Regions from separate parts of the Homo sapiens genome. Here region 1 is linked to region 2. A link is an interaction called in ENCODE POLR2A ChIA-PET data of the cell type or tissue named here. Cell type or tissue: GM12878. All regions are shown on one strand. Region 1 has its middle 150 kb from the start of MIR5192. Region 2 overlaps COMMD1 (copper metabolism domain containing 1).

What was found. ChIA-PET counts read pairs that join two places held together with the same protein. Peaks named below come from ENCODE experiments on the same cell type or tissue, not always from the same donor. Only the 100,000 strongest peaks of a DNase experiment are listed, where the experiment ranks them.
Region 1: POLR2A ChIA-PET joins it to region 2 with 5 read pairs; 2 of 35 experiments call an interaction of 5 or more read pairs at or near these places.

Annotation. Positions count from the first base shown.
Region 1 is chr2:62,349,426-62,353,425 of GRCh38, reverse strand. No RefSeq gene overlaps it. Among named protein-coding and RNA genes, the nearest start is that of MIR5192, 150 kb to the right of the region's middle. In GM12878, no CTCF peak of the experiment used is centred here; no DNase peak of the experiment used is centred here; H3K27ac peaks cover 688 bases.
Region 2 is chr2:61,972,596-61,976,595 of GRCh38, reverse strand. The region is part of intron 1 of COMMD1 (copper metabolism domain containing 1); the gene reads right to left. Among named protein-coding and RNA genes, the nearest start is that of COMMD1, 69 kb to the right of the region's middle. In GM12878, no CTCF peak of the experiment used is centred here; no DNase peak of the experiment used is centred here.

The DNA.
Region 1 (4,000 bases), 380 kb before region 2:
GAACGTTTTCAAAATTAATTGACTGCACAGTAATTATGTCACAAAAACTTCAATAAATCCCAAAAGTAGTTACATTGCAAAAGGAATAAAGACACCTCTCTCTCCCTCTCCCTACTCTCTGTCTCTCTCTTTTTCTCTAGGGTCTTACTCTTTCACCCAGGCTGGAGTGCATTGGTGATGATAGCTCACTACAACCTCAAAGTCCCAGGCTGAAGTGATCCTCCCACCTCAGCCTCTTCAGTAGCCGAGACTACAGGTGTGTGCCGGCATACGCACCTCGATAATTTTTTTATTTTTAGTAAAGGTGAGGTCTAACTGTGTTGCCTAGGCTGGTCTCAAACTCCTGAGCTTGAGTGATCCCCCTGCCTTGGCCTCCCAAAGTACTGGGATTACAGGCATGAGCCATCATGCCTGGCCTGAGACACCATTCTCTAATCATGATGTAATAAAACAAAAATTATTACAGAACCAGAAAACAAACAAACTTTACCACTTAGACTTTTTTTTTTTTCCTTTTTGAGACAGAGTCTCGCTCTGTCACCCAGGCTGGAGTGCAATGGCGGGACCTCGGCTCACTGCAACCTCCACCTCCCAGGTTCAAGCGATTCTCCTATCTCAAGCCTCCTGAGTAGCTGGGATTACACGCGCCTGCCACCACACCTGGCTAATTTTTTGTATTTTTAGTAGAGACAGGGTTTCACCATGTTAGCCAGGATGGTCTCAATCTCCTGTCCTCGTGATCCGCCCGCCTCAGTCTCCCAAAGTGCTAGGATTACAGGTGTAAGCCACAGTGCCTGGCCTACCACTTGGACTTTTATAACTCTCCCTGACTTAACACTAGGTCCAAAAAGGAAAAAGAAGGAGGAAGAGAAAAAGAAGAAAGTATAAAATATCTCAGTGAAGGAGATCAGATATGGTACCTCAAAATATATAACTTTGGTATAAGGATTATTTTTGAGCTGAAGCAGCAGACACAGGAAGAGCCCTCTGCCTTCCTCCTATCTGACTACAAGCAGGACATACATTTCCTTTCTGCAAAGAAAATTCCCATTTGTAAAGGTCCCCCCACCCATACCAGGAAGAGGAGAATGGAAAATTAATGTTATCTCTAGAGATAGCACTAAATGAGTCTGCATAAACAACCCTTATCTGCCATTAGTTTCCCCCAGAATTTTTCTCATCACCTTCCTACAATTTAACCCCTTAGAAGCCCAAGGCTTCTTTTTCTTTTCTAGTCATTTCTCCATAGTTTATCACTTTATGTTAAAATGGTATATATGCCTTCAAATCCAATCATCTCTTTGGATTTTTCACTTGTTTTCTGTGAAGCCTGGTGCATGTACAATTATTAACATGATAAAGTTGTATGCCTTGGCTGGGCGCAGTTGCTCACACCTGTAATCCTAGCACTTTGGGAGGCTGAGGCGGGTGGATCACAAGGTCAGGAGATCGAGACCATCCTGGCTGACACAGTGAAACCCTGTCTCTACTAAAAATACAAAAAAATTAGCCGGGCGTAGTGGCAGGTGCCTGTAGTCCCAGCTACTCGGGAGGCTGAGACAGGAGAATGGCGTGAACCCGGGAGGTGGAGCTTGCAGTGAGCCGAGATCGTGCCACCGCACTCCAGCCTGGGTGACTGAGCGAGACTCCATCTCAAAAAAAAAAAAAAAAAATGGTTGTGTGCTTTTTCTCCTGTGAATGTGACTCTTGACAGGTTGCCAGGTACTAAAACTGAGGAAAAGCTTTTTTCTCCCCTAAGTAGACAATAATGTTAGTAAAAACCGTATATATCAGAGCCCATAGACTATAGCTAAAACAGTTCGTAGAGAAGAAAAACTATGTTAAAAATACGTTTTTTTCTTTGAGATGGAGTCTCACTCTGTCGCCCAGGCTGGAGTGCAGTGGCATGATCTCAGCTCACTGCAACCTCTGCCTCCTGGGTTTAAGTGATTCTCCTTCCTCAGCCTCCCAAGTAGCTGGGACTACAGGCATGTGCCACCACACCCTGCTAATTTTTTTGTATTTTTAGTAGAGATGGGGTTTCACCATGTTAGCCAGGATGGTCTTGATCTCCTGACCTCATGATTCGCCCACCTCAGCCTCCCAAGGTGCTGGGATTACAGGCATGAGCTGCCACACCCGGCTGTTAAAAATAATTTTAATCAAAATAATAAAATTCATTTAACAAAAAAACTCAAGAAAGTTATAGGGGGAAGGGAAGAAAATCGTTCCTAAGGAAAGCAAGAGGAAGAAATTAATAAAGGATAAACAAATGAATTACAAAACATAAAAATTAGCACTAATAAATAAATCTATGAGTTAGTTCTTCAAAAAGGCCAAGAAAGGAAGAAAGAAAACAAGAAAAAGAAACAACATCCCAAAAGAAAACCAAATAAAAGATATAAACAATTCATAGAAAATAACATACAGAGGGCTCTTAAACATATACAAGGATGCATAACCTTATTCATCAAAAGAGACAATGCAACTTAAAAAATAATAAACAAGCATATGAAAAGCCGCCGAACATCACTAGCCATCAGGGAAATGCCAGTCACAACCATTGAGGGCCCTTGCCAGCCAACGAGAGCAAATCCAGCATCTTACCTCTCACCTCTGCTGCGCTAACTCTTCCCTTCAGGCCCAGCCATACCTGGCTTCAGATGGCAGCAGTGATGATAGGTGGGAGGACTTGGACTCTTGGGACATGGACTCATTCTCTGTGGAGTGTGGAGGGCACTGGCACTACAAGGTAGGGGACCACTGGGAAGGAGAAGATGGAGACATCAAGGATAACTGGGATGATGATGATGTGTCGGGCAGGGAAGGAAGGAAGCAGAAGCAAAACCAGAAGTAAAAATTTCAGGCCAGGCATGGTAGCTCGTGCCTGTAATCCTAGCACGTTGGGAGGCCAAGGCGGGAGGATTGCTTGAGCCCAGGAGTTCAAGACCATCCTAGACAACATGGCAAAATCCTGTCTCTACAAAAATACAAATATTAGCCGGGTGTGGTGGTGCACACCTATGGTCCCAGCTACTCGGGAGGCTGAGATGGAAGGATTGATCACTTGAGCCCAGGAGGATCACTTGAGCCTAGGAGGTCAAGGCTGCAGTGAGCCGAGATGGTGCCACTGCACTCTGGCCTGGGCGACAGAGTAAGACCCTGTCTCAAAAAAAAAAGAAGTAAAATTTTCAGAAAAGAAAAAAATGACAGAGAAGATACTCTAACCTTAATAAAGTCATCGCCCAGTGCGCATGGCAAGTCAGTATGCCGACACACCAGGTTGCAGCAGAGGAAGAGGTTTAATCATAGGACAGCCAAATGGGATCTCAAATCTCCCTGAGGAGTTTGGGGCTAGGGTTTTTAAGGATTTTGGAGTGGGCCCAAGTGTGGAGATTGTTTGGCTGAATGCAGGGTGAAGTGATGAGACACGGAGGTAAGGAGAGTGTATTATTGTGCTGATTCAGTTCCTCCGTGGGGGTCTTTAAATTGGTTGGCATCATTGTTTTGCTGGAATTCAGAATCTGCTAAAGCAGTTTTTAAACAAAAGTCTTAACCTCTGAAAAGGAACATTGGGGATGTAAATGGTAAGCGTCTAGTGCTACATAAGTGACTTAAGGTTACAAAGAAGTGAGTCAAAGCACAGCCTGATTAATGCTTAATTTTTTTTTTTTTTTGAGACTGAGTTTCAATCTTGTTGCCCAGGCTAGAGTGCAATGGTACAGTCTCGGCTCACTGCAACCTCCACCTCCCAGGTTCAAATGATTCTCCTGTCTCATCCTCCCAAGCAGCTGGGATTACAGGTGCCCGCCATCGCACCCGGCTAATTTTTGTATTTTTTTAGTGCAGACAGGGTTTCACTATGTTGGCCAGGCTGGTCTCGAACTCCTGACCTCAGGTGATCCACTTGCCTTAGCTTCACCAAAGTGCTGGGATTACAGACATGAACCACCACACCCGATAATGCTTAATTATAACTATATTTCTGGCCAAAATTCTT
Region 2 (4,000 bases):
CATTACTGATAGGAGTGCTGAAGACTTCAACTATAAATAGTGGATTCATCTATTTCTCCTTGCAGTTCTATCAGTTTTTTCCTCAGATATTTTGATGCTTATTGTTAAGAATATACACATTAAAGACATGTTTTTTTGGAGAACTGACCTCTTTATCATTGTGTAATACTCTTCTTTGATCCCTAATAACTTTTCTTGCTCTGAAGTCTGTTCAGTCTGAAATTAATGTAGCTACTCCCACTTTCACTTGGTTAGTGTCAGCATGGTGTATCTTTATCTTTTTTATATTTATGTTCTTTGTATTTAAAATGGGTTTTTTATAGACAACATATAGTTAGTTGGGTATTTGTCTTTTGATTCACTCTGACAGTATGTATTTTTTTCTTTTTTTTTTTTTAGTTACTCTATTAACTGACTGATTTTCCTTTTTTTTAAAGCTACCCTAGTATGCATTTTAACTGGTATAAAACATATGAGACGCAAAAACCGATAGAACTGCAAAGTAAAATTGACAAATCCACTTTTATAGTTGGAGAATTCAATACCCTTCTATCAGTAACTGACAGATCCAGTAGGCAGAACACAGCTGAAATGAACACCACTACTAATCACCTGGATCTAATTCATATTTACAAAATACTTCATCCAACAGTAGCAGAAGATGCATTCTTCTCAAACTCACATGGAACAACGACCAAGACAGACCACATTCTGGGCCATAAAACACAACTTAACAATTGTAAAAGAATAGAAATTATACGAAGTATGCTCTTAGACCTCAATGAAATTAAACTAGAAATCAAAAACAGAAAGATGGCTGAAAAACCCCACAATACTTGGAGATTAAACAACACATTTTAAAATAATATAAAGGTCAAAGAAGAAGTCTAGAGAAATTTTTAAATATTTTAGTGAAATAATTTAAATGTTTTAATGAAATATTTTAATGAAAATACAACCTAAATTGTAAAATGCATCAAAAGCAGTGCTTATAAAGAAATTTACAGAAAGATCATATAAAAAAATCATATAATTCTATCAATAGATGCAGAAAAAGCAACACCAAATGTTGACAAAAATGTGGAACAACTGGAACTCTCATCCACTGCTGGTGGGAGTGGAAAATGGAATAGCCACTTTGGATAAAACTTTGGCAGTTTCTTAAGAAACTAAACATACTCTTGCCATATGCATAAAATCCAGCAATCACTCTCCTTGATACCTCCCCAAATGAATTGAAAAATTACATCCACACAAAAACACGTATGTGGTTTTTTATAGCAGTTTTATTCATAATTGCCAAAAGTTAGAAGCAACCAAAATGTCCTTCAGTAGGTGAACAGATAAATAAAACCGGAGTATATCTAGACAAAGAAATATTATTTAGTACTAAAAAGAAATGAGCTTATCTAAGAGTTCCCAAAGAGGAAAATTAGAGTCAAATAATTAAAATACAAAAAAAAAAAAAAAAAAAAAAGAAAGAAATGAGCTATCGAGCCATGAAAGGCCAGGAAAGAATCTTAAATACATATAATTCAGTGAAAGAAGCCATTCTAAAAAGGCTATATATTGTATGATTCCACCTAGATGACAATCTAAAAAAGGTAAAACTGTGAAGACGGTAAAGAGATCAGTGATTGCCAGGGGTTCAGGAAGGAGGAGGGAGAGAAAGATAAATAGCTGAAGCAGAGTGAACGCTAATGTAAACAATGGACTTTAATTAATAATAACATCAATATTGGGTCATCAATTGCAATTAATCTACCACATCAATGCAAGATATTAATAGGGGAAACTGCAAGGGGGAGGAAGGTGAGAGGGTTTATGGGAGCTCTCTGTATTTTCCCTTCAGTTTTTTCTATAAACCTAAAATTGCTCTAAAAAATATCCTATTTAAAACAAACTTTTTTTTTTTTTTTTTTTTGAGATGGAGTCTCGCTCTGTCGCCCAGGCTGGAGTGCAGTGGCACGATCTCAGCTTGCTGCAACCTCTGCCTCCCAGGTTCAAGCAATTCTCTGCCTCAGCCTCCTGAGTAGCTGGGATTACAGGCGCCTGCCACCATGCCCAGCTAATTTTTGTATTTTTAGTAGAGATGGGGTTTCACCATCTTTGCCTAGGCTGGTCTTGAACTCCTGACCTAGTGATCCACCTGCCTCAGCCTCCAAAAGTGCTGGGATTACAGGCGTGAGCCACCGAGCCCGGCCAAAAAAAATATTAATAGATAAAACATGCATGAATTTCATAGATACAATGCTAAATGAAAATAGATACAGATTATTTACTGTATAATTCCATCATATAAACTTCTTTTTTCTTAGACAGTCTCACTCTGTTGCCCAGGCTGGAGTGCAGCAGCTCAGTGCAACCTCTGTCTCCCAGGTTCAAGCGATTCTCGTGCCTTGGACTCCTGAGTAGCTGGGATTACAAAGGCATGCCACCACACCAGGTTAATTTTTGCATTTTTAGTAGAGACAGGGTTTCACCATGTTTGCCAGGCTGGTCTCAAACTCCTGACCTCAAGTGATCTGCCCACCTCAGCCTCCCAAGTGCTGGGATTACTGGCGTGAGCCATCGCGCCCAGCCCCATTATATGATGTTCTAGAGCAAGTGAAACTAATCTATGAGAACAGAAATCAGAAGAGTACTTACTTGAGGCAGTGGTGGGGTTGACTAGGAAGAGGCACAAGGGAATTTTCAGGGGTGTTGATAGGATGATGGGATGACAGGTGTGTGGATTATATAGGTATACACATTTTTAGAATTCAAACTGAAGACTTAAGTACTATCATATACAAATGGCACTTGATTTTTTAAATAGCAAAAGATAAAAATAACCTCTTACACAAAAAAATACTATTCTTTAAATTCAGATCAAAGACTGAGATTTTGAAAAGCAAAATACTACTGACATACTACGTACTATTACATACTGACATACTACTGACATGCAAAGCATACTACTAACAAAATAGCAGTATGAAAAATATATAACGACTCCTTCAAACTGAAAAACAACATAAAAACCTGACCAAAAATATGAACAGACAATTCACAGAGGAGGAAACCCAAATGATAAATAAGCGAAAATATTTATTAGTTCAACCTAATAATCAAGACAATGACAATTAATACCATTTCCCTTCCATTATACTGGCAAAAATAAAATGCCCCACGATAGTGAATACAGTTTCTCCACATCCTCACCAGCATCTCTCAAATACTGTTGTTGGAAATGTAACATTTTGGAGATTATCTATGAAATTTTGGCATTATCTATAAAAATTTAAGATTTATGTATTTTAGACCAAAGCAACTCCTCTGCAACGTAAAAACCTTACAGGAACCCTTGTACCTAGGGACTAGGAGTTCCTGTACAAAAATGGTTATTGCAGCAATGTTGATAACAGCAACAAATTAGAATTAACCCAAATGTCTGAAATAAAAAAGTGAATAGTGACAGCCAAACAATGGACTAGAATATGGTAAACAAATCAGAACTGTATCTATCAGCATGGATAAAGCACAAACACCAAAATTGAACAATAATAACAAAAAAAGCAAATTGCAGACAAATATATAAAGTAGTATTTCATATAAGTATACTACTTATATGAAATTTTATAAGGGCCAGGTGCGGAGGCTCACACCTGTAATCCCAACACTTTGGGTGGCCGAAGCGGGCGGATCACTTGAGGTTAGGAGTTTGGGACCAGCCTGGCCAACTTGCTGAAACCCAGTCTCTACTAAAAAACAAACAAACAAAACAGAAATTTTATAAGATGAAAAATACTAAAAACACATACATAACAAATATGTGACATTATGCATGAGATTGATAAGCACCTAATTCATGACAGTTTTGAGGAGTGCTGACCAGGTATTTTGTAGAAGGTCCCTCAGTTGAGATTTGCCTGATGTTTGCCTCCTGGTTAGACAAAGGTTATGTGTTTTGGGGAGAAAGAACGCAGAGATAAAGTGCCATTCTCATCCCACCATATCA